2 separate regions of the Homo sapiens genome follow, and region 2 is linked to region 1. A link is a loop called in an ENCODE intact Hi-C map of the cell type or tissue named here. Cell type or tissue: endothelial cell of umbilical vein. All regions are shown on one strand. Each heading gives the region's core, and the rest is flanking DNA. Links, peaks and the distances in the headings are about the cores only. Region 1 holds the start of LOC124902720 (a long non-coding RNA gene). Region 2 overlaps ACER3 (alkaline ceramidase 3).

What was found. A loop is a pair of places that touch in the nucleus more often than their neighbours do. Peaks named below come from ENCODE experiments on the same cell type or tissue, not always from the same donor. Only the 100,000 strongest peaks of a DNase experiment are listed, where the experiment ranks them.
Region 2: a loop joins it to region 1, with 6 times the contacts of the local background. A loop is called at or near these places in 1 of 110 quality-filtered maps.

What each region holds. Positions count from the first base shown.
Region 1 is chr11:76,817,986-76,828,895 of GRCh38, reverse strand. It overlaps LOC124902720 (a long non-coding RNA gene), which reads left to right and starts at 8,994. Exons shown (of 3, transcript XR_007062789.1): 1 at 8,994-9,348. RefSeq lists a cis regulatory region at 4,258-5,488. In endothelial cell of umbilical vein, for the core only: no CTCF peak of the experiment used is centred there; DNase peaks (open chromatin) are centred at 3,385, 4,475 and 5,095; H3K4me3 peaks cover 330 bases; H3K27ac peaks cover 3,182 bases.
Region 2 is chr11:76,880,176-76,891,085 of GRCh38, reverse strand. The region is part of intron 1 of ACER3 (alkaline ceramidase 3); the gene reads right to left. Among named protein-coding and RNA genes, the nearest start is that of ACER3, 25 kb to the right of the region's middle. In endothelial cell of umbilical vein, for the core only: no CTCF peak of the experiment used is centred there; DNase peaks (open chromatin) are centred at 1,945 and 5,535; H3K27ac peaks cover 1,385 bases.

The sequences.
Region 1 (10,910 bases), core at 1,234-9,233:
TGATATCAAAGCCTTGCAGAGACACAACAAAAAAAGAGAATTTTAGACCAATATCCCTGATGAACATCGATGCAAAAATCCTGAATAAAATACTGGCAAACCGAATCCAGCAGCACATCAAAAAGCTTATCCACCATAATCAAGTGGGCTTCATCCCTGGGATGCAAGGCTGGTTCAACATACGCAAATCAATAAACGTAATCCAGCATATAAACAGAACCAAAGACAAAAACCACCTGACTATCTCAATAGATGCAGAAAAGGCCTTTGACAAAATTCAACAGCCCTTCATGCTAAAAACTCTCAATAAATTAGGTATTGATGGGACATATCTCAAAATAATAAGAGCTATTTGTGACAAACCCACAGCCAATATCATACTGAATGGGCAAAAACTGGAAGCATTCCCTTTGAAAACTGGCACAAGACAGGGATGTCCTCTCTCACCACTCCTATTCAACATAGTGTTGGAAGTTCTGGCCAGGGCAATCAGGCAAGAGAAAGAAATAAAGGGTATTCAATTAGGAAACAAGGAAGTCAAATTGTCCCTGTTTGCAGATTGTATATCTAGAAAACCCCATCGTCTCAGCCCAAAATCTCCTTAAGCTGATAAGCAACTTCAGCTAAGTCTCAGGATACAAAATCAATGTGCAAAAATCACAAGCATTCTTATACACCAATAACAGACAAACAGAGAGCCAAATCATGAGTGAACTCCCATTCATAATTGCTTCAAAGATAATAAAATACCTAGGAATCCAACTTACAAGGGATATGAAGGACCTCTTCAAGGAGAACTACAAACCACTGCTCAATGAAATAAAAGAGGACACAAACAAATGGAAGAACATTCCAAGCTCATGGAGAGGAAGAATCAATATCATGAAAATGGCCATACTGCCCAAGGTAATTTATAGATTCAATGCCATCCCCATCAAGCTACCAACGACTTTCTTCACAGAATTGGAAAAAATTACTTTAAAGTTCATATGGAACCAAAAAAGAGCCCGCATCACTAAGTCAATCCTAAGCCAAAAGAACAAAGCTGGAGGCATCATGCTACCTGACTTCAAACTATACTACAAGGCTACAGTAACCAAAACAGCCTGGTACTGGTACCAAAACAGAGATATAGATCAATGGAACAGAACAGAGCCCTCAGAAATAATGCCACATATCTACAGCTATCTGATCTTTGATAAACCCGAGAAAAACAAGCAATGGGGAACGGATTCCCTATTTAATAAATGGTGCTGGGAAAACTGGCTAGCCATATGTACAAAGCTGAAACTGGATCCCTTCCTTACACCTTACACAAAAATTAATTCAAGATGGATTAAAGACTTAAACGTTAGACCTAAAACCATAAAAACCCTAGAAGAAAACCTAGGCATTACCATTCAGGACATAGGCATGGGCAAGGACTTCATGTCTAAAACACCAAAAGCAATGGCAACAAAAGCCAAAATCGACAAATGGGATCTAATTAAATTAAAGAGCTTCTGCACAGCAAAAGAAACTACCATCAGAGTGAACAGGCAACCTACAGAATGGGAGAAAATTTTTGCAATCTACTCATCTGACAAAGGGCTAATATCCAGAATCTACAATGAACTCAAACAAATTTACAAGAAAAAAACAACCCCATCAAAAAGTGGGCAAAGGACATGAACAGACACTTCTCAAAAGAAGACATTTATGTAGCCAAAAAACACATGAAAAAATGCTCACCATCACTAGCCATCAGAGAAATGTAAATCAAAACCACAATGAGATACCATCTCACACCAGTTAGAATGGCAATCATAAAAAAGTCAGGAAACAACAGGTGCTGGAGAGGATGTGGAGAAATAGGAACACTTTTACACTGTTGGTGGGACTGTAAACTAGTTCAACCATTGTGGAAGTCAGTGTGGCGATTCCTCAGGGATCTAGAACTAGAAATACCATTTGACCCAGCCATCCCATTACTGGGTATATACCCAAAGGACTATAAATCATGCTGCTGTAAAGACACATGCACACATATGTTTATTGTGGCACTATTCACAATAGCAAAGACTTGGAACCAACCCAAATGTCCAACAAGGATAGACTGGATTAAGAAAATGTGGCACATATACACCATGGAATACTATGCAGCCATAAAAAAGGATGAGTTCATGTCCTTTGTAGGGACATGGATGAAATTGGAAACCATCACTCTCAGCAAACTATCGCAAGGACAAAAAACCAAACACCACACGTTCTCACTCATAGGTGGGAATAGAACAATGAGATCACATGGACACAGGAAGGGGAACATCACACTCTGGGGACTGTTGTGGGGTTGGGGGAGTGGGGAGGGATAGCATTAGGAGATATATCTAATGCTAAATGACGAGTTAATGGGTGCAGCACACCAGCATGGCACACGTATACATATGTAACTAACCTGCATATTGTGCACATGTACCCTAAAACTTAAAGTATAATAATAAAAAAAAGACATAAATTGATACTTTCAAGGTATACATTGATTCAGCCCAGAAAGGTAGGACATCTCTAAGCTGGGGGGTTACAGGTCATAGGTGGATTTAAAGATTTCCTGATTGGCAATTGGTTGAAAGAGTTGATCTTTTCCTAAAGAATTGAGTCAGCAGAAAGAGAGATGTGCATTGAGATAAGGGGACTGGAAGCCAAGGTTCTTGCTATGTTCTTGTTATATAGACAAAGCCTCTAAGTAAGCAGTAGATGGTAAATGTCTCTTATGGAAACTTAAAGGGTATTAGACTCCCTGGAAAAGACCCACTTAAGGGAAGGAGATTATCTACAGAATGCACACTTCCCCAGCAAAAGACCAGCTTTGCAGGGTCATTTCAGGATATGTCAAAGAGATATATTTTGGGCTAAAATACTTAGATTTCTTTCAGGGCCTGCTATCCGTCATGTGATGCTATACTAGAGCTAGGTTGGAATTTGGTATCTTATTGCTACAAATAGTCTGTTTTGTCAGTCTTATGATCTCTGTTTTAATATAGACATTGGTCAGCTGTGCCTAAACTCCAAAGGAAGTGGTTATAAGGAGACATGTTGGACTTCCTCTTCCTGTCATGGCCTGTACTAGTTTTTCAGGTTTTTGGGGGATCCCCTTGGCCAAGATGGGGGTCCATTCAGTCAGTTGGGGGGCTTAGAATTTTACTTTTGGTCTGCACCCCTCCCTCTCACTCCCATATTCAGTCAGTCACAGAGTCTTGTGGTCTCTCTTCCTATCCAGGTCCTCGGCCCAGCTCAGACCTCAGCCACTGTCTCTAGACCATCACAAAGGCCTGGACTCCTAGAGATTACCCTACAAATTCCTCTTCCTCTCCATTCTGAGTCAGCTTGAACCAGGATAATATTCAGTTTACTCAGCTACTGTCCTTGAGGGCAGAGAAAGAAGCCAAAAGCTCCCAGTCTTGGCAGGGGAGGAGACCAGTGCTTAATGGGGATGACTGGACCTGTGTTTTCAGGGGGCAGATCTCAGGGGAATTAGGGAGAAATTGATTATAGGCATCAGAAGGAGAAAAGTCCTGTGTATCACTGGGTGCTAGTTGGGAGTCCTCAGAGGTCAGGATGCTGACTGGGCTGCCTCTTCTGCTGGGAGTGCAGGCGCTGGCCATTTCATCTTGGCCCTTCCACATAGCCCACACCCAGCCCACACATGCTTTAACAGGTTTTTACTCAGGCGGAAGGCCTGGGGCCCAGGTCCTCCCTGGAAAAACTCAGAATGGGATGCCAAGACTTAATTATGGGAAGACAAATGCCCTCAGGCCCCTGGCAAGAGAGGCTGTGGGTGTTTGAGGTTGCCTGCCAGAGCATGCAAACCTCACCTGTGAGTTTGGTAATAGCGTGACCCTGGCTCAATATTTTTCTTTTCTTTTCGTTTCCTTTTTTTTTTTTTTTTTTTTGTGACAGGGCCTCGTTCTGTCACCCAGGCTGGAGTGCAGTGGTGCCATCATGGTTCACCGCAGCCTCAACCTCTCAGGCTCAAGCAATCCTTACACCTTAGCCTCCTAAGTAGCTGGGACTACAGGCATGTGCCACCACACCAGGCGAATTTTTTTTTCTTTTTGTTAGAGACAGAGTCTCCTTATGTTGCCTAGGCTAGTCTCGAACTCCTGGGCTCAAGCAATGCTCCCACTGCAGCTTGCCAAAGTCCTGGGATTACAGGTGTGTGCCACTGTGCCTAGCTCGAGATTTTTCTTTAGTCCTCAGATGTGGCACTGCTTCTTGGGTGCAGAGGCATAGAAACCTTATATTTTCTTTCTAATCAGGGTTAACTCAGAGCTTAGACCTAAGAAAACCCAAAAGGCCTTGTATTCCAGCCCCTCCATTCACCACATAATGCTGACTCGCCAGAGCATTCCAAACAAAGCTGGCCCCTTCACACGCCCTTCCTTTCCTAGAAGTCTTTCTCCCTCTTTGCACGTATCTTTAGAAAGCTCTTCCTGGAATCTGTCATGCACTGAGAGGGGGAGGTGCTTTTTCATGTCTATGCCTTTGCTTTGTAAGTCTGCTATGCCCTTCCCCATCTTGTGCATCAGGGCAAACTCTTATTACTTCTTCAAATCCCAGCCCCAGGTCACTTCCTCCATGAAGCCTTCCTTGTGTTCCGCAGACTGAGTTGATTCCATTTCTCCCTTCCCCATCCCACATCACTACCACCACGGGTACTCCTGAGGGTAATACCCTGGCTGACTCATCTCTCCATCTCTACTGCCTGGTTCAGGGCTTGGCCAAGAGAGAAGGCATGAATGAATGAATGAATGAATGAGAAGGGAAGGAAGGAAGATCTCAGACCACTTTATACAGCAATAGCCCCTGTACCACCCTCTGCTATCTGACCCAGGTCCCTGATTTTTCTAAGCTCTTTTCTATTCCTGATCTTATTGGATCCTCATGGTGGCCCCAGTGTGGTTTAGGATAGGGACCCACACCCTGATTGGCAAATGAGGAAGCTGAGGTTCCAAGAGGAGAAGTGACTCTCATAAAGTTACCTCAGAACTCCTGTGGGAAACCCGGAACTGCCTCCTTCCTTCCTCTCTTTGTTTTCCTCAGCTCCTCCCACTGACTCATTTCCCTTAGGGCTACAAGAGCAGAGCTGAAATTCCTGGTGGGATATGAGGGATTTGGGAACCCTGGAAGTCGTTCCTGGGCAGTGAGGTGTGTGGATGAATACACGCAGGCTCCTCTGTGTGTGTGTGCGTGCTGGGGAGGCTTGGCACTGAGATGCCTCCTATGTCTCCCTCCCACCTCCTTCTCCTGAAAGGGGGATGGATGTCGTGTGTCCCTGCAGTGTCCAGGCAGGACTAGTCATATCAGCAGATATCGGGGGAGGGGTGGAGGCTGCAGTGAGCGGAGATCGCGCCACTGTACTCCAGCCTGTGTGACAGAACAAGACCCTGAGTTAAAAAAAAAAGAAAGAATATTATGTATTCTTGAAATTATATAGTAAGTATGATTGGAATGTTACATACCATTCTTATAGGGTATAAAGATAGTATAGTGTATTTCTATGATTACATTGTAATGCAAGAAATACACTAAAGTGTGTATTCGTTTGATTACATACATACTACTTTTTGTTACATGCTATATGATTCCAAGAATATTATATATTCTACATAATCTTAACATTATTTCAATATTATTATATTGATTATCAATAATATTATATACTATTAATATATAACTATATAATATTATAATATATATTTTATATATAATATATATTAATATATATTAATGTTAATATATTATATATTGTATATTATTATAATTATATTATATTATATATTATTAGAATCATATATTATATTATATTATATATTATTAGAATCATATAATATATAACATTTTGGGATTGGATATATTTCATAATTCCTTTGAAACCTTTACAAGTGTCAATAATGTGTTCCTTTATATTGCTATGCAGGATTTTATAGTATGGATATACTATGGTTTCTATACCTTTCACCTGTTGGAGAGCATCAGAGTTGTTTCCCCTTTTTGACTATTACAGATGATTATTATGAAGGTTTGTGTCCAGGTTTCGTGTGAATATGTCTTCATTTCTCTGGGATGAATGCCTAAGAGTGTGATTGCTGGGTTGTATGATGAGTGTATTGTTTAGTTTTATAACAAATTATAAGACTGTTTTCCAGAATGGCTGTGTCCTTTTGCATTCCCACCAGCTTTGCACAAGTGATCCACTTTCTCCACATTCTTGCCAGCATTTGGTGTTGTCACTATTTTTTATTTTAGCCGCTGTGGTAGGTATGTAGTGTTACATCATTGTGGTTTTAATTTGCATTTCACTGATGGCCAATTATGTGGAACATCTTTTAATGTGCTTATTTGCCTTTTGTATATTTTATTTGGTGAAATATCTGTTCATGTTTTTTTGCCCATATTCTGATTGAGATTTTGTTCTTTTTACTGCTGAGTTTTGAGAATTCTTTATACATACTACATATAGGTTCTTTGTTGGATGTGTGGTTTGCAACTATTTTAGCTCAACCTGTACTTTAATTTTTCATCTTTTTCACAGGTTCTTTTATAAAACAAACTTTTAAATTTTGATGAGGTCCAGTTTATCAATTTTTTTCATTTGTGGAGTCTGCTTTTGATCTGAAGTCTAAAAATCCCTTTGCCTAGTCCTTGATCTTAGAGATTTTCTCCTATGTTTTTTCCTAAAAATTGCAACATTTTGTTTTACATTTAGGTCTGTGATCCATTTTGAGTTAATTTTTATATAAGATGTGAGATAGGAATCAAAGATTTAAAAAAAAAAATTGCCTATGTGCAGCTTAATTTTTTTTTTTTTACCAGTTTCTTTTTTTTTTTTTTTCCAAGGCAGAAGAATTTTTCTTAGTACAGAACAAAATGAAAAGTCTCCCATGTCTACTTCTTTCTACACAGACACGGCAACCATCCGATTTCTCAATCTTTTCCCCACCTTTCCCCCCTTTCCACTCCACAGAACTGCCATTGTCATCATGGCCCGTTCTCAACGAGCTGTTGGGTACGCCTCCCAGACGGGGTGGTGGCTGGGCAGAGGGTCTCCTCACTTCCCAGTAGGGGCGGCCGGGCAGAGGCGCCCCTCACCTCCCAGACAGGGCGGCTGGCCGGGCGGGGGGCTGACCCCCCCACCTCCCTCCCGGACCGGGCGGCTGGCCTGGCGGGGGCTGACCCCCACCTCCCTCCCGGACGGGGTGGCTGCCGGGTGGAGACGCTCCTCACTTCCCAGATGGGGTGGCTGCCGGGCAGAGGGGCTCCTCACTTCTCAGATGGGGCAGCTGCCGGGCGGAGGAGCTCCTCACTTCTCAGACGGGGCGGTTGCCAGGCGGAGGGACTCCTCACTTCTCAGACGGGGCGGCTGGGCAGAGACGCTCCTCACCTCCCAGATGGGGTCGCGGCCGGGCAGAGGCGCTCCTCACATCCCAGACGGGGCAGTGGGGCAGAGGCGCTCCCCACATCTCAGACGATGGGCGGCCAGGCAGAGACGCTCCTCACTTCCTAGATGGGATGGCGGCCGGGCAGAGACGCTCCTCACTTTCCAGACTGGGCAGCCAGGCAGAGGGGCTCCTCACGTCCTAGACGATGGGCAGCCAGGCAGAGACACTCCTCACTTCCCAGACGGGGTGGCGGCCGGGCAGAGGCTGCACTCTAGGCACTTTGGGAGGCCAAGGCAGGCGGCTGGGAGGTGGAGGTTGTAGTGAGCCGAGATCACGCCACTGCACTCCAGCCTGGGCACCATTGAGCACTGAGTGAACCAGACTCCATCTGCAATCCCGGCACCTCGGGAGGCCGAGGCTGGCGGATCACTCACGGTTAGGAGCTGGAGACCAGCCCAGCCAACACAGCGAAACCCCGTCTCCACCAAAAAAATACGAAAACCAGTCAGGTGTGGCGGCGCGCGCCTGCAATCGCAGGCACTCGGCAGGCTGAGGCAGGAGAATCAGGCAGGGAGGTTGCAGTGAGCCGAGATGGCAGCAGTACAGCAGTACAGTCCAGCTTCGGCTCGGCATCAGAGGGAGACCGTGGAGGGAGAGGGAGAGGGAGAGGGAGAGGCAGAGGGAGAGGGAGAGGGAGAGGGAGAGCTGTGCAGCTTAATTTTTTTTTTCTTTTTCTTCTTCTTTTTTTGAGATGAGTCTCACTGTATTGCCCAGGTTGGTCTCTGACTCCTAGGCTCAAGCAATCCTCCTGCCTCCACCTCCTGAAGTGCTGGGATTACAGGTGTGAGCCACCTCACCTGGCCATGCAGCTGAAATTTAATGGTTGCCAATATTCTGTCCTGAGACATAAGTTACTTAAACAGCCATGCTATTGATGAATCTTTAGAATGTCTTCAATATTTTTGCTATTATAAGTAGCAAAATAAGTATTATTGTAGCTAAATCTTTTACTTACCTATAATTGTTTCCTAAGAAGAGTATTACAGAAGTGAAATTACTGAGGCAATTTTTAGGGCATAGGGAACATATTGCCAAATTGCTCCTCAGCAAGGTTTGTGCCAATGCTGTGTCTCAAGCTGGGTATGAAACAGCCTGTTCTCCAAACTAGGGACCTCCTCCTAGATATAAAACAAAACAAAATCCTTAGTATTTAAATCTGTATTTCTTTGATTGCTAAGGGCCAGCATGAGGGCAGCCACAGGGGTATTTTGGGTCCCTGACGCTCCTCTGTTCTTCTGAGGCAGGAGGCAGAGAACCTAAGGCCGATCCACGCTGGACTTCCTAGAACTAAATCAAATGGAAACACTTCAGCTACGACAGGAAATATCCTCTTCATTTACATAGGGCATACACCAAGTAACCAATGGAAACCTCTAGAGTATATTTCAACCCAGAATACTCTGTAATGGGGCTCTTGAGCCCCTATGCTCGACGCCCCTATGGGGTATACTTTCATTTTCAATAAATCTCTGTGTTTGTTGCTTCATTCTTTCCTTGCTTTGTTTGTGTGTTTTGTCCAATTCTTTGTTCAAGACGCCAAGAACCTGGACACCTTTAACTGGTAACATATCTTAGTGAACCAGCCAGGAGGTAAGCCCAAAGTTTGGGATTTATTTTTCTCCTTTCCCCTTTCTTTTCTGCTCTATACAAGTGAGTCTCTCTCTTTCTCTCTCTCTCTCTCTCTCTCTCTCTCTCTCTCTCTCTCTCTTTTCCTTTCCAACTTGGGACACTTGGTGGGCAGCGCCTAAACACAGAGGCAACTGCAGGCTTCTGGCCAGGGCCACTCTGAAGGACAATTTTTTATCTTTTCCAGTTGTGGTCCCTGATCCCTACATTTGGTGCAGCTCGGGCAAACTCACATGAGTTTCAGGTGACTTAAACCTTCTTTTCTTATGCGAAATTCTTCCCTTCCCCTACTCCACTAGCTAAGGGCAGAGAAACCTGCCTAGCCTTCAGTTCCTATCTTTAAAGCTCATGGAACAGGAAACATGGGAAAGCTTGGCCTTATCAAATTATAAGGATGCTAGAAGTCGAGGCCTTCATCCTGGGACAAAAGGAAAGCTCACAGTGGGCCATCGCCTCTGGTGGGAAAACTTGCAACTGGCACCAGTGCCCACCTAAGGTCAGAGACATCTGACACTCTAAGATTGGACCCCAAAGGGGGACGCTCCGGGAGATCCTCCGGTCCTCAACCTCTCCAAAGGGGATGCCCTTGGCAGAAGTGCTGAGGCCCAGTGCTAGGCCCTCCTATGAATTTTCTCTCACAGTTGCAATACCATTTGGCCCCAATGTTGTTTGGAATCTGAAGTTTGCTGTTGATTGGGAAAGTGGGGTGGCGTTGCATGTGGCCAGGCTTTTGTGCTGCTGTTCTAAGCAGGGGGCCTGGTTAACCTGTGATGCTCTCCTTTGGTGCTGTTTGGCCCCAATATTCTTTGGAGTCTGGGGAGGTTTGGCTTTAAAAATCAAACTGCCAGGGAAACTTCTTTACCTGAAATTTTGGTTCACAGCCTTTGTTGGATTACCTACTGGGGCAAAGTAAAACCAGTGAGCTTGTATTGCTATCTCATGACTAGGATTCCAAGCTATTAGATCTTCATTCATGTGTGTGTATACATGTATAGATGTGTTTATTTGTATATAATTTATTGTTATATGTTGTGTCTACCAGATTGGCTTATAAGTAAAAGAGCGCTAATAAATTAAGCAAATAAGTCCAAGCAATTTTCAAGTTCACGTGACTTAAGTATAACTTTACAAAACAAGCTGGCTTTAAAATAATTGGTAAAATAAAAATAGAAATGCCTTCAGAATTGTCAGCATACATTTTTGTCTGGATTTTATATTTGTCTCTGCTAGATATTTTGAGATGTCAGGGTTTAGCATAGAAGGTTGTAAAACTATAAACCCAGCCTGTATATATAAACCCAGTTTGTACATATAAAACTATAAACAAAATGATCTTGGTTTGTGTACCTTTTTTTGACATATAAGAGTAATTTAATGTTAGCTAAATCTTTTGAGTTGTTGGCAAAAATACCTATGTATTTAACTTTGAGGTTCTTACTTAGGTTTAGCTGAGCATCTGATGTTCACTGGTGATTAAAAACATGGTTAACAAGGAAATAACTAACTTCAAATGATAGTGTCCAATATCTCAGTTTACAGAAGTAATCTAGATAAACTGTTTTAAAATGAAGGAATTGAGTGTATGTACATGGGATAAATGTTTTAAGTAAACTTTTTGCATAAATTAAAATCTTAAGATTATTTTTGATGATCATTGAATATATGAGTCATTTCCAATTGAGAAAGGGTTATGATATAGGGAAATATATTTCTAAAATTGTGGAATTGTTCTTGTCTATAAATGCCCATAGCTGATGGTTCAGGATTTCTTGCTTTTTAGGGTCTCACTAAAGTTTTAGGTTACTA
Region 2 (10,910 bases), core at 1,414-9,413, 62 kb before region 1:
GTGCAGTGGTGCAGTCTCAGCTCACTGTAACCTCCACCTCCTGGGTTCAAGCGATTCTCGTGCCTCAGCCTCCAGAGTAGCTGAAACTACAGGCACGTGCCACCATGCCTGGCTAATTTTTGTATTTTTTGGTAGAGACAGGGTTTTGTCATATTGGCCACGGGTCTCGAACTCCTGACCTCAGGTGATCCGCCTGCCTCAGCCTCCCAAAGTGCTAGGATTACAGGAGTGAGCCACCGCACCCGGTGATTACTATAATAGATCATTTATCTTGTGTTCTATTTATCCTTTTCACATTTTTAAGCTTATACCTTAGTTAGCATATAACATACTGGGAAAAAAATATATCACATAACTTGCAAACTAATATACATATAGTAGATGTTTGGTACATATTTACTGGATTAACATTTTGTATACTCACTATGCCTTGAAATCTGTAAGTACAGGAATAGTTAATGTGATTAGCCTTCAGTGACACTGAAGATTTTGGAGTTCAGTCTGGAAAATGGTTCTGCTTTAATCTATCATGAACAATATGCGCACTAGTTATGTGAGCTGATTCATCATTTCTCTAGTATCCTCCATTTCATTAAAATGACTTTATAATGAAAAACAGGCAAAATAAGTCTTACTTATTCTGAAGATTTCATTGGGCAGAATATGCCAAGCAATTCCTCATTCATTCAACAAATATTTACTGAGAACTTAATCTATATTAGACTCTGCGCTAAATGCTGGGGATACAGCGTTAAAGCCAAAAAGTTCTCTAACTTGAGGTATTATCAATACAGTAGAGAAAATGAACATATATATAAATAATTATAGTTATGTCTGTAAGGTGTGGGCATGTAATTTATTCATCCAATAAATATTTATTGAGAGTCTCATGTACTAGACACTGTAATAAGCCCTGGGATACAGCAATGAACAAAACCACAGGGGCCCTCCCCTCATAGACTTTACAATCCAAGATGGTCTCAAAGATTTCTCAAATCTCCAAAACAATGAATTAATGGTAAAAAATCACAAGAATACATGAGGAAACATGCAGCCATAAAAGAAAATCAGCAAAACAATAAGCAACAGAATTAGACAAGCAAAAATGAAATATACTGAAATTATTGAATACGAAATATTGTTAAGTGTTTTTAAAATATTTAAAGAAATATAAGATAGCAAGAAAAAATAACCAAGAAAGAAAAAATAACAAAAATGGCCAGGCAGATTTGAAAAAAAGAAACAATACCCCTAGAAATGAAAAATAGAATAATTAAACATACAAAAAAGTAAATTTAGAAGGAAAAAGAAATAAGGCTGAATTAACAAAATAAAGAGAGATGGGAGGCATAAAGCAGAACATTCCAGACAAAGACAATAATGTATGCAAATACATGAAACTATGAGCTGCATTCTGTGTTCAGGAATACAAAAGCAGTACCATACAAAAGTGCAAGTGTTTAGAAAGGCCATTAGAGAGGGAGTCAAAGGGCAGATTGTGAAAGTCTTCATATGCTATACTTCTCAACTCTATATTTCCATGTGTGCTAATACTGATCATCTGATGCACTTATATGTTTGTAAGTACACATATGTGTATATAGCATTTAGTATTTCCAGTACTGAAATAAACCCTTGGCTAAAAGAAAACAAAGAAATAGCTATTAAGCAATGTGACAGAAAACCCTAAAATTCTCTCATTACAAATACCTAGATGAGTTGTAAAAATTTAACACATAATATTTTTAAATGCACTGCTGGGCTCCAAAAAAAACTCAAAGTACTTCTTAAAAGGAAAAAAAAAACCAAGAGGCAACTGAAAACTAATACAGTAATACCTCAGTTATGACTGCCCTTCAGAGGGTAAGAGATAAGGCAGTGAGTTGCTTATCTCAGTACCATAGGAGGTTGGGTTTCAGTGCTCACACAGGAATGAGAGATGAGGCCTTGGACCACACAAGGATAGGAAATGGATCTGAGATCATCTATATAGAGCTGAGATGCTTGTGGGGCTACTTAATAGCTAGATGAAATAGAAAAGTAAACACCCACTAGCACGAAGGAACAAGAAGACCACTGGCCTTTATTGACCTGGTTACAGGGTAAAAAGTAAAAAGAAAACAATAATTACTTCACTTGGAAATATAAAAATAAGGTATGTGAAACACAGATATCTAAAGTGGCCCCCAGATCCCTATCTCCTGGTATCCATAGCCTTGTGTAACTCCCTCCTTTAGTGTATAAGCAGAAACTGTGACTTGCTGCTAACCAAGAGAATAAGGCAAGGTGACAAGAGATACATGATCATGTGTATGTGATGACATTACCTAAGACTGTAGCACCCATCTTGCTGAAGTCTCTCATTCCCTTGCTGGCTTTGAAGAAGCAAGCTACTATGTTGTGGTCTGCCTATTTTGGTAGTCCCATATGTGAAGGGCAGCCTCCAGGAGCCAAGGGCAGCTTCCATCCAAAAGCCAACAAGAAACTGAAGCCTCTCAGTCCTATAACCACAGAAAACTGAATTCTGCTAATAGATTCTTCCACAGTTCAGCTTCAGATGAGACCCAGCTAACACCTTGATTGCAGCCCTGTGAGATCATAAACAAAGGACTCAGCCAAACTGGATTCAGACTCCTAACCCACAGAAACTGTGAGATTATAAATGTGTGTATTCCCATATATAAATATCTGGTAATATAATTACTGAAAGTAAGAGACTGGGGAAAAAATATGCCAGGCAAAAGAAACAGAATAGATTTTAAGGAATACATTCAATATATAGCTTAAATTTCAGATCTTTTTTAAATTAATGCCATGTTTTGTCTAGCATCTTAAAAAACAAATCATTTATTTATTGATTATACACAACAGCTTTATACCAGTTTCACAGCTGGTAGAGCAATTCATGAATATAGCTATACAGCATGCTTACCATACATATAACCTAAAAAGGCTCTCCTAACAGAGGGCAATAATAAGCAAGTCAGGCTATAATTCCAGCACTTTGGGAGGCTGAGGTGGGTGGATCACTTGAGTCCAGGAGCTGCCAAGACCGGCCTGGGCAACATGGCAAAACCCCATCTCTACAGAAGATACAAAAACTAGCCAGGTGTGGTGGCATGCACCTGTAGTCCCAGCTACTTGGAGGCTGAGGCAGGAAGATGGCTTGAGTCTGGGAGGTCGAGGCTGCAGTGAACTGTGATCGTGCAACTGCACTCCAGCCTGGACAACAGAGTGAGGCCCTATCTCCAAAAAAAAAAAAAAAAAAAAAAAAGTTACCTATAGTAATTAACATCCACAGACTCCAAAACAGCTTCAATTAGTTATGGTAATGTCTAGATATGTAAGAGAAGTTTTATGCAATTTATGCACATGTGTGGGCATCATAAAAACTCATATGTACCCTTCTGAATGGTAGCACTTTTCTAAGTAAGGTTTGAAATACAAAATCAATTTGTATTAATTTCCTCATTTGACCTTCACAACAATCCTATTACATTAGCAGGACAAATATTTTATACAAATATTTTATAACAATGTCTTTTCTTAATGTTTTAAATATATATATTTGAAAAACTATATACTTTTAAAAATGATAGCTACCAATTATGATTTTCTTTATGAAGATCATTTTCTTGATCCATCTAATGCAAGGCATATAAATTTACTTCAAGCAGTCTCTCTTTGAGTTCTCCTTTGCTTTCTCATCACCTACTCTTATAACTTTACCTCCCTTAAAACCAATCTATCTTTAGTCTCCCAATCTCTGACTGAAAATATTTTCTAGAAAGTTAAAGACAAAAAGCCTTATCTGACATACACATATATTTGGAGACAGGGTCTTGCTCTGTTACCCAAGCTGGAATGCAGTGACTATGATCATGGCTCACTGCAGCCTCAACCTCCCAAGCGACCTTCCTACCTCAGCCTCCCAAGTAGCTAGGACTACAGGCATGCACCCAGCTAATTTTTGTATTTTTTTTGTAGAGACAGGGTTTCACTATGTTGCCCAGGCAGGATTTATAGCTATTCTATATCTATTTTTTCTCATCATTTATTTTGGTCATTCTTAAACTTTATATATTGTTCTCGACAGTAAGTTCTTAAACCCATGGTGGTATGGCTCACGCCTGTAATCCCAGCACTTTGGGAGGCCAAGGCGGGAGGATTGCTTGAGTTCAGGAGTTCAAAACCAGCCTGGGCAACATGCCAAAACCCCGTCTCTACAAAAAATACAAAAATTAGCCAGGTGTAGCGCACACTTGTAATTCCAGCTACTTGGGAGGCTGAGGCAAAAGAATCGCTTGAACCAAGGAGGCAGAGGTTGCAGTGAGCCAAGATGGCACCACTGCACTCCAGCCTGGGCCACAGAGTCAGGCTCTGTCTCAAAAACAATAACAGCAAAACCCCCATAGTACCTTGAGTACCTAGGCATGCTTTGTATGATTTCTCTCCTTTGAAATTCCATTCTCATTCTTCATCAATCCTAGTCTCCCACTATGATCAAAATCCTCCTTTGCAGCCATTTGTTTCATGAAAACGTTTCCAATTTAACAACATCTTCCTTTTCAATCATATAATTGTAACATGCTAACGTATCTCCTAAGTGTTATACTGTCAATGGTATTTCTACCTGACTTGTTCTGAACTGAGTATAAAAAGTTTACTCTCCTGGCTGAAAACACTCCAAAGGCTTTCAACTGCAAATAAAATAAAAGCCAATCTCTTTACCATGGTCTACAAGGCTAACACAATCAACCCCTGCCTATCTCTTCTAATTACTTGCCTTCTTGCCCATCATTCCAAAACACTAATCTTCCCAAAGTTCCTAGACCAAACCAAGTCTATTCCAGCCACAGGGCCATTTGCAGTACTGCCTGGAACATCATTACCCCAGATTACCACATGCGCCATCTCATTCTTCAGGGCTTATGCCAGATGCCACCAACTCAGAGAAGCCTTCCTTAACTACCCTATCTAAAGAAGTCCTCCAGCCATTCTCTATTATATTACCTAGTTTTATTTACAGCATTTATCACAATTAGAAAACACTTATATACTTGGTTAATTGTTTATTTGTCATCTTCTCTCATTAGAATGCATGCTCACGACAACGGCTTTCTTATCTGCTTTCCTCACTGCCATTATGAACAAGTACCTAGAACAGTGCTATGATAACCACGTTTTCTGGCTTCTGTATTTTACGCTTTGGCATCTGGGGCCTTGCTTACCCTGGTGGAATTGCTCCTCCCAGAGCTAGCCAGATAGCAAAGGAGTGCACCTTCCATATGCAAACCAAACAATCCGGAGCCCATAGTCCCAACTACCTCATTTATCAGACTCTTACATGCTAGGCTACTATTCCCCTACCCAAATTACCCCAGGGTCACGTACCATACAACTAGTGGCAGCCCCTACATCCCAGCGCCCACTGAAATTACTCAAAACTAGCCAAGCCTAAGCTGACTCATAATGCCTTGCCTGTTCCTTCCTGCAGGAAGGAATAAAGCTGTATGCCCATGTTTCTCCCCACTTCCTCTGCCCCCCGACTGACCCTGGTGCTTTCCCAAGTGGCCCTACATGGTGTTATTCATCCTGTTTCTAGGAAACTGAGTATAAAAACTTCTTCCTGGGCAAGGGGAGGGAGAGCATTAGGACAAATACCTAAGGCATGCGGGGCTTAAAACCTAGATGATGGGTTGATGGGTGCAGCAAACCAGCATGGCATATGCACATCTATGTAATAAACCTGCATGTTCTGCACATGTATCCCAGAACTTACAGTAAAATTTAAAAAAAAAACTTCTTCCTTCATGACAGTCATTTCTGTGTCTCTGTGTCTAAACAAACCTGATTAAAACAAATCCCAGGCACCTTTAAATTAAGTGCCTAGCATATAGTACATGCAAATAACATATAAGAATGCAGAAAGGTTGTAAGTAAAGAATAAAAAACGATAATAAATACTTCAAACCAAAAGAACTTTAAAACAAAAAGCATTAGAAAAAGAAGGATCTGGCTGGGCTTTGTGGCTCACACCTATAATCCTAGCACTTTGGGAGGCCAAGGCAGGTGGATTGATTACTTGAGCCCAGGAGTTTGAGACAGCCTGGGCAACATGGCAAAACCCCATCTGTACTAAAAATACAAAAAAATTAGCTGGGCATGGTGGCACATGCCTGTAGTCCTAGCTATCCCAGAGGCTGAGGTGGGAGGATCAGCTGAGCCCAGGAAGTCAAGGCTGCAGTGAACTATGATTGTGCCATTGCCCTCCAGCCTGGACAACAGAGTGAGACCCTGTCTCAAAAAAAAATTAAAAAAGAAAAATGAAAAATAAGAATCCAATTCACCTGGAAGACATCATAATCCTAAACATATTTGCACTAAATTACATAGCCTCAAAATACTTAAAGCAAAAACTAACAGAATAATAATGAAGAAAATAAACAAATCCACCAACATGGTAGAAGATTTTAATACACCTATCTTAATGTTTAATAGATGAAGCAACCTTCACATGCTCCCCCTGTACAAATCAGCAGAGTTACAGAAGACTTTAACATCACAATGGGCTTGATCCAATAGATATTAAAACTAATGAACATAAGAACACTACAATGATTTGGGGGACTTTTACTGTTAGCCATAATGGAGTAACTTGGGACTGGATTTTCCCTTGCAGTTAACAAGCATAAAAGAGGGCAAATGCTATGAAAAAATTCTTTTCAGGCATTGAACAACTAGGTAGCAGAGCAATGTGATCTCTGAGAAAAGGGAAATAAATGAGGTAAACTCAGCTTTCTGGAGGAAGTATTTCTAGACTTTGGTGCAAGGAAAAAAAAAATCCAAGCATAGCACAGCAGTCTTGCAGAGAAAGAGCTCCCAAAATTTGCAAGGAATCTTTGAGTCTACCGCCGAATAAAAAACTGCACATGCTCACAGTCTCTTAGGCTGAGAAAAGAACTAATAGGGGAAGAAATAACTACTATAGAGCTGTAAACCAAACAACTACCATAACACACAGGGTTTGAGACCTTCACATTGTGACTAGAGAGAACAGTGATCATGCTGAACACTTAGAGTATCCAGTAGAGATCCTAGAACATTTTGGTAATGAAGCAAAACTAGCAAAAGAATAAAGACAACAACTCTAGAACTACTCCCAAAATATGCTTTAAAACAAACCTTGAAAGGGATCAACTGATCAGAATCTAACTGCTGGCCAGAACAAAATCCAATACACTTTAAGAGAAGACAACAAAATCTATTCACTCAACAATATCCCATTACCATGTCTGGCATCCAAACAGAAATTGCTAAACAAGTTAAAAAGCAAGAAAATCGGCTGGGCACAGTGGCTCACACCTGTAATCCCAGCACTTTGGGGCCGAGGTGGGTGGATCACTTGAGGTCAGGAATTCGAGATCAGCCTGGCCAACATGGCGAAACTCCGTCTCTACTAAAAATATGAAAATTAGCCAAGCGTGGTAGCACACACCTGTAATCCCAGCTATTAGGGAGGCTGAGTGAGGCAGGAGAATTACTTGAACCCAGAGGGCGGAGGTTGCAGTGAGCTGAGATCGTGCTACTGCATTCCAGCCTGGGCGACAGAGTGAGACTCTGTCTCAAAAAAAAAAAAAAAAAAAAGCAAGAAAATCATTCAAAAGAAGCAACGCCAAAATGACAGTGATGAAACTGACAAAGATTTTAGATCACCTATTACAAGTATGTTCAAGAATCTAAAGAAAACATGGACATAATGGGGAGAGAAATGGAACATAGTAAAAAGGTCCATATAAACTTCTGCTTCTAGCAATGACAAAATAAGGCCCTAATAGCTAATTCCCCCTCAGAAAAATACGGTAAAATCCAGGATAATACAAAAAGAGATTATCTGGAAGCACCGGAGTGTAAGAAGCAGACAAATTCTAATGCAGGGTACACATTTCAAGAAGGGGAGCTGTACAAAGTAAATTCCCATTTTCACAGCTTTTAGCCTTGGGATAAGTGCAGCTGACACAGTACATAAGAAACAGTGAAAGGTAACACCACAGGCTTGCTGGTCTGGGGAACCAGAACACTGAAGCCAGAAAAAAAAAATATGGCACTGAAGAGAACTGAGGAATCTCGAAAGGGAAAACAAAGAAGGGATCCCTAAATTCTGTCTGCCCATGTCTCTGATTGAACCATGAACCACACGTGCATATAACAGGTTGAAAGAAGTTCAGCTAAAGACAAATGAGATGCTGGTCAAGAAACAAGAGTGTACATACAGTTCAAGTCAAGTCAGTCAAGATAACTAAATGCCAGTTAAAACAACAGAAACAACACTCATAAGAAACAAAGATACCTGAATCTCCACAATTTAACATTCTTTATGTTCAGAATAAAGTCTAAAATTACCTAACATATGAAGAACCAGGAAAATGGTTCTTATTCTAACGAGAAAAGAATATCAATTGAGACTGATCCCAAGATCATCTAGATGTTAGAGAAAGCAGACAAGGATGTTAAATAAATCGCTATAACTAGCCTCAAGGAATTAAGATAAAATATGCTAACAATAATGAAAAAAGATAGGAAATCTCTGGAGAAAGACAGAAATAATAAAGAAGAACTAAGTGGACACTCTACAACTGAAAATACAATATCTGAAATAAATTATTCACCAGATGGACCTAACAGACAAATAGATGACAGAGAAAAAACTAAGTCAACATAAAGATAGGTCAATCAAAACTACCCAACATGTATATGCACAGAGAGAGAAAAAAAGATTTTGGGCCGGGCACAATGGCTCAAGCCTGTAATCCCAACACTTTGGCAGTTGACGCGGGCAGATTACGAGGTCAGGAGATCGAGACCATCCTGGCTAACACGGTGAAACCCCATCTCTACTAAAAATACAAAAAAATTAGCCGGGCGTGGTGGCGGGCGCCTGTAGTCCCAGCTACTCGGGAGGCTGAGGCAGGAGAATGGCATGAACTCGGGAGGTGGAGCTTGCAGTGAGCCAAGATCGCGCCACTGCACTCCAGCCTGAACAACAGAGCGAGACTCCATCTCAAAAAAAAAAAAAAAAAAAGATTTTTTACAAAATAATCCTAAACAGATCCTAATGAACCTATAAACTATGCAATATATCTGTAATTGGAGCCAAAGGATAGAAGAGAGAGAGAATGAAGCAGAAAAAAATTTGAATACATAACGATCAAAGTTTTCAAAATGTAATGAAATATAGAAATTTATAGATATGAGAAGCTCAACTTGCTGAAGGAAAATGATACCAGAGGGAAATGTATATCCTCAGACAACGGTGAAGAGCATCAGAAATGGTAAGCTACAAAAGACAGTATGTTTCCTTTTTCTTTTAACTTATTTATAACTTGTTTACTTTTAATATGCTGATATTTGGAGGTTTATAACATAAATGTAATACATATAATAACTATAGCATAAAGAACAAGGTAGGTAGGATATGAGCCTATATAGTTGCCTTATTGTGCAAGCTTCTACATTTTTCATGAAGTGGTCCATGAAGTGGGCTGTGAAAAGTTAAAGACATGTATTGTAATCCCTAGAGTAACCACTAAATAAATAATGCAAAGAAGAATGGCTAAAAAGGCAATAGTAAAATATTTTAATTCTAAAATAATATTCAAATAATTTGTTAAAATGCAGAAGAACAAAAAAAAAGCTAGTATAATTACAATAATAAAATGATAGACCCAAACCAAACCATATAAACCAAAGATAAACCTGATAATTTGTTGCCCTGTTAATAACATTTAAATTGTTATCTGCTTGGGAATTCTACTTTTTTTTTTTTTTTTTGAGACATTATCTTACTCTGTCATCCAGGCCGGAGTGCAGTGGTGCAATCATACCTCACTGCAGCATTGACCTCCCAGGTTCAAGCAATCCTTCCATCTCAGCCTCCCAAGCAGCTGGGACTACAGGTGTGCACCACCATGCGGGGCTAATTTCTTTTATTTTTGTAGAGATGAGTTTCACCATATTGCCCAGGCTGGTCTCGCACTCCTGGGCTCAAACAATCCGCCTACCTCACTCTCCCAAACTGCTGGTATTATAGGTGTGAGCCACCATACCCCACCCTGGCATCTTCTTACAAGGGCACTAATCCCAGTCATAAGGGTAGACCCTCATGAACTAATTATGTCTCAAAGCCCCCACCTCCAAATACCAGCACAATAAGCTTAGGGAGTGCTGTGATAGTATACATACATAATATATATATATGTTTTCATCCACAGTTCCTGGTTTATAACTCCCACAGTCCTTGCTATTTCTCCCCATGGCAGGCCATATAAACTAAAAAATATACTCTAATCTTCCCTCACCTTTCTGTCTCAAAGCTGGACATAAAGAAATTCTCTGCTACTATATCTGATTGTAGATCACAAGACCCCCATTTCAGAAGGGGCCCCATCCCATGCCCTGGAGGAAGGAATGCTGCACAGAGAAGCCAAGAAGAATCTGAATCTGATCCTATTTATAGCAGGTTAGTCAGAAACACAAGTAAAACAACATGGGGCTTCCGACTGGCATGGGAAGTGGAGGACGGTCTTGTGGGACTGAGCCCTCAACCTGTGGGATCTGATGCTACCAAGTAGACAGTGTCAGAATTGAATTGAAAGATACCCAGCTAGTGTCCACTGCAAAACTGATTGCTTGTCTGTTGGTGGGGAGAAATCCCCACACATCTGGTCACAGAAATCTTCTGTGTTGATTGTGTTGTGAGCACAGAGGAAAAACAGTTTGTGTGCCAAGAGGAAAATTTACAACTTTAAATGCTTCTATTAACAAAGAAAGATCTAAAATCAGTGTTTTAAGCTTCCGTCTCATGAAACTAAAAAAGGAATACGTTAAATAAAAATAAGTAGAAGGAAAAA